Regions from separate parts of the Homo sapiens genome. Here region 2 is linked to region 1. A link is an interaction called in ENCODE POLR2A ChIA-PET data of the cell type or tissue named here. Cell type or tissue: PC-9. All regions are shown on one strand.

Region 1 (2,500 bases):
CATTCCATCATTTGGACAAATCTAAATCTAAATTTAGCCCCAGCCTGCTATAGAATATCAGCATGAAAGAAACTTTGGAGGCTATTAGGTCAACTGCTTCATTTTGCAGATGAGAAAACAGAGGCCCAGAGAGGTGAAGTGGTTGGACCAAGAACATGCACCTCATGGCAGAGCTAGACTGACCCTGTTTCCTGACTTTCAGTCTGGGTCTCCATTCAATGTGCCTTCTGCCCTTGTCCCTTTTGAATTTTATAAAAGGTCCTTTACATTCAAGAGCCTCTTCTTTCTGTTCCCCTGCCCACCCTCTACCTTGTAGAACTTCTGATAAGACACCTAGGCCATGAGTGGCATTCTTGGGCTGTCTTGAGTGTGAAGACACCTTTGTGGCTAGCCTCCTTGAGCACATATGCGGGATCAACACATATTTATTGAATCAGACTAGGGCATAATTTTCCTTTTTTTTTGTGAGATGGAGTTTTGCTCCTTTTGCCCAGACTGGAGGGCGATGGCGCAATCTCGGCTCACCACAACCTCTGCCTCCCGGGTTCAAGCAATTCTACTGCCTCAGCCTCCCGAGTAGCTGGGATTACAGGTGCCTGCCACCACGCCCAGCTAATTTTGTATTCTTAGTAGAGATGGGTTTCTCCATGTTGGTCAGGCTGGTTTCAAACTTCCGACCTCAGGTGATCTGCCCACTTCAGCCTCCCAAAGTGCTGGGATTACAGGCATGAGCCACCATGCCTGGCCAATTTTCTTTTTTTTAATTCTCCAATAGTATATTAATAGAACTACTGTGAAAATGAAAGTGCGTATTTTTCATTTAAATAATCAGATTAAATCAACTTAGACTGTTATTTTTCCTGCAGGACTTACAGCTTATAATGGGCTAAAAAAGCACTGTGACTGTTGGCCGGGTGTGGTGGCTCATGCTTGTAATCCCAGCATTTTGGGAGGCTGAGCGGGGCGGATCACGAAGTCAGGAGATCGAAACCATCCTTGCTAACACGGTGAAACCCTGTCTCTACTAAAAAAAAAAAATACAAAAAATTAGCTGGGCGTGGTAGCAGGTGCCTGTAGTCCCAGCTACTCAGGAGGCTGAGGCAGGAGAATGGCATGAACCCGGGAGGCGGAGCTTGCAGTGAGCTGAGATCGCCCCACTGCACTCCAGCCTGGGTGACAGAGCGAGACTCTGTCTCAAAAAAAAAAAAAAAAAAGCAGTGTGACTGTGGCCATTTAACATGAACTTCAAAAAGTGTTCTCCGTACGATATTTTGGGAAAAGCTGCATGAAGGTGGATGCATGGAAAATCGAAGGCTTGCCTGATCCCCTTCCAGGGAATCCTGGTTCTCTGGGGCAGCCAGAGCTATGACTGGTCTCCAGGACAGGAATGTGCCTCCTCACTGGTGAAAGTGCCTCTCTGTGGCCTCAGGGCCTCTGTGAGGCAGGGCAGAGCTCCTGTCCCTGCATGAGCACACTTGGGGCTTCTGGAGTGGTTGAGACACTTATACTCCCTGCTTCCTGCTTCCTGGAGCAGAATTTAAGGAAGACTACTGGGCTTTTGCCTCAGGAGACCAGACGAAACAAAACCTGCTTTCAGAGGGGCATTCTTCTGACTTTTCCTTCAAGTGGAATTGTGACTGTAGGTTTGGGTTTGAACACCGAATTTCAATTTTGTACACACACACCAAGAGGCCTCAGGGCAAGGGGGTGTTTGAAATGAACACCAGCCCAAGTCCTCTACCTGCCGAGTGTTCGATTAAGCTGCTTAGGTCTGTTTCCACCATCCTGTCTTTCAAATATTTATGTGTCAGATTATAGGCAAGCTTCAAAGGCAAGGAAATGCAAATCTGTTCTATAAATCATGGAATAACACAGCTGCTGTCTTCCTCAGTGTGACAGCTTACGAATGCCAGCATTTCTGTCTGCAGAAGGGGTGGTGGAAGTGGGCTTCTCGAGCGCAGCCAGGCCTGTGTGCGTGCCAGTGTGTGTGTGTGTGTGTGTGTGTGTGTGTGTGTGTGTGTGTGTTGGGGGTAGGGAAGAGAGTAGGGCGTTCTAATAATATTTGCATTTTTGCAAAACAGCAGTTTTTTTGTTTTTTAAATTTCCCAGCAGTTAAGGAGTTAATTTAATTTGCTAATCTTAAAGAACTGTGGAGGGATAAAACCTCACTTGGGATCTGAGGCATCCAGAAAACAAGAGATGAAAATGGCTTTCAGTTTTGGGGAAATATACCTAGAACATAAAGTAAGGGGAGAGAAGTCAACAGCAATAACTTTGGGGATTCCAAAATGAATTTAATTTAGTGTAAATGAATAAAAAGGAAATTGTGCATTGCAAATACTTATGCAAATTAAGTTTTGCCCCCAGGGTCTTAACAATCTGCCAGTGAAGCCCCCAGTGTGCCAAAGATTAGACTTTTGTGGGCTCTTTTCGGCTGTTGCCATGAATACATCGATTTGGTACATTGGTGTTCAGTGACACATTAACATCCACCAAGACC
Region 2 (2,500 bases), 220 kb after region 1:
TAATAATAGCTACTATTTCTCGATTGCATATCAAGCGTCAGGCTCTGACGTACATTCTGGTATTTATTCCTCACAACAATACTTTGAGAAAGTCACTATTTTGTCTTTATTACAGATAAGGAAACTGATGCCCAGAAAAGTTAGTTAACTTGTCTAGAGACATACAGATTCTTCCTAGCAGACCTAGGATCTGATCTCAGGACTCCATTCTGTCTCTGCTAAGGAAAAGTTTACTAATGTTCGCTAAACCTTATGCTGCGTATTGCTTGAGATTAGCTTAGGTGAAGAAAGATGATAGTGGTTTGAAAGTGAAAGTGCATTTAAAAATAGGAGGATCCAGGGTTAGTGCAGCCCAGGTACACTTCCTGAAGGGAAGGGCAGTGCCAGCATGCACCTCAGAGGTGTGGCATCTCTGCAACCCTAGCAGGTGGCCATGCCGGCTCTGAGGACGGGCCGAAATGCAACTGCCTCTGGAAAGCACTGAAGGAGGAGGAAGGCCAGTGGGAGGAACCCTAGTGAATCCATCCAGCTTTAACAGTCTTTGAAGTGCTGTGGCCTTCAGAGATTCCTTGGCACTTATTTTAGCCTTGTTAACAGAATTCCTGTATCTGCCAAGCTGATTAATGCCTGCCCTGGCTATAATTATTCTTATTAGCCTGCTGAATAGGAACTCTAGTTGTCAGTGATCATTCCTTACAAGGCAGCAGGCTAGTCGGCATTTATGTGGCTGTTTTGTTTTAGCGATGAGCTGCTGAGCTGATTTTCCCCCCGTAGATTGAATGTACATTTTCATATTGGCACTGCGTCTGGCAGTTAAATAAGGTGTGTGCTTGTCTGTCGATGTGTGTCTGCGTCTCACTTTATCAAATGAAGTTGGAAGGATGCTGTCCAGGCAGTTCATAGCTGTTTTGTTTAATTGCATTGGTTTCTTAAAGGCAGGGTTGCAAGGGTCATTTGACTCTGCTTTGGGAAAATAACTTGAACTGGCAAAAATTCTTCATAATTTATCTTCTGGAAAAGGTGAAGTGCTGCAGTTGGCACAGTCAGTGGTTTTTTCGATCTTGGACTATTTCTCCCCACACCAACTGTAGTCTTTGGGAAGCAACAGAATTAGACCCAGAAGTTAACACTGTCGTGTCCCAGCAATATGCGTTTCCAGTAGGCTGGAGATCATGGCTCTGTGCATTCGCTTGTGTTCTTTGAAGGCTGATTTCTCCACAATACTCTGTATTGTGTCACTAAGCAGCATGATTCAAGTTTAAGTAAAATGTTCTGGGACCTTAATTGCATCCTGTTTCACACCTTTACAAGCAGCTGGAATGTGAAAATATTTACCTCACTTGGGATATTTCATAGGAGTGGAGAAGAACCCGTGGCTACTGTTGCTCTGTCTAGGATGAATTTGGCTTAGAATAGCGAAGAGTGGAATTGTGCCTAAGGGTTCCGGGCACATTTCAGAGTGGGTGCTACCTTGGAATCCTAATGAAATAGAGATAGTGGGCAGACAGATGAGTTACTTCTTGGAGCTTAAAAGTGACTCCAAGCCAAGAATATTCTGATAATGGCTCTTCCTTGCTCTTCTTTAGAGCTGGACTAGACAGAACTCCCCAGCTTATGGGCCTCAGTAAGGGACTCACATGGATTTCAGGTGGGTTGTCATGATACTGATACCCACAGGGCAGGAGCTGCCTCTAAATCCAAAGGCCTGCGTACCCAGAGAGCTGTACAGATACTGTCATTTCCTGTGTGTGCTATGATTTGACGAAGGATGGCAGTTCTCTCCTTCACTTGGTGAACTACAGCCCTTTAGCCCTAGCTTTGGAATGAGCTGTTTGAAGATGCAAGGTGAGAAGCTCAGTAACACGGCTAGCAGCTCATTTATTCAGCAAATATTGAGCAAGCGCCTACTATTACACGCCGGGCATTGTTCTGAGGATTGCTGTATGAGCAGAGCAGACTCAGATCTGCCCTCAAAGAGTTGGACAAAATGCACTAGATGTCAGAAAGTGGACGATTGAGATGAGGGTCAAGGGCAGGTTCTTGGAAATGCCTGCAGTGAGGAGACAGGAAATGAAAGGGAGAGTTCTAGGAGTAGTCAGGGAACGGAAGAAGTACTGGGAGAGCACGCTGTCGGAAGCCAAGCAGAGATGGGTGTGAGTGGACTTGTTAAAGAGGGATTGGTCACATGCTGCTACAGAACTGGAAGGATAAAGACAGAGAAGCCCTTGGATATGGGCACTGTGAAGTCTGCCCAGTGAAGGAGGAAGGGAAATCACAGAACTTGAGAAGTGGGTGGGGTGGGGAAGGAACTCTGAGTCAGAAACGATCGCCCACCTTTTCAAGTGGTGTGGAGCAGAAGACCACTGTGAGGGTAGTGGCTCAGGGCACGGCAGAACCAGATCAACTTAAACAGGATCCAGGCGTCTCTAAGCAGGCCCACAGGCCAGCTGGGAGACTCTGGTGGCAAAGGACAGGCTGAAGAGCAGTGAGCAGGCATGAC

What was found. ChIA-PET counts read pairs that join two places held together with the same protein. Peaks named below come from ENCODE experiments on the same cell type or tissue, not always from the same donor. Only the 100,000 strongest peaks of a DNase experiment are listed, where the experiment ranks them.
Region 2: POLR2A ChIA-PET joins it to region 1 with 7 read pairs; 1 of 35 experiments calls an interaction of 5 or more read pairs at or near these places.

Annotation. Positions count from the first base shown.
Region 1 is chr1:116,695,383-116,697,882 of GRCh38, forward strand. All of the region lies in intron 2 of LINC02868 (long intergenic non-protein coding RNA 2868), which reads left to right. Among named protein-coding and RNA genes, the nearest start is that of LINC02868, 2.5 kb to the left of the region's middle. In PC-9, no CTCF peak of the experiment used is centred here; DNase peaks (open chromatin) are centred at 950 and 1,459; H3K4me3 peaks cover 1,368 bases; H3K27ac peaks cover 2,500 bases.
Region 2 is chr1:116,914,901-116,917,400 of GRCh38, forward strand. The region is part of intron 1 of PTGFRN (prostaglandin F2 receptor inhibitor); the gene reads left to right. Among named protein-coding and RNA genes, the nearest start is that of PTGFRN, 6.2 kb to the left of the region's middle. In PC-9, no CTCF peak of the experiment used is centred here; a DNase peak (open chromatin) is centred at 1,301; H3K27ac peaks cover 593 bases.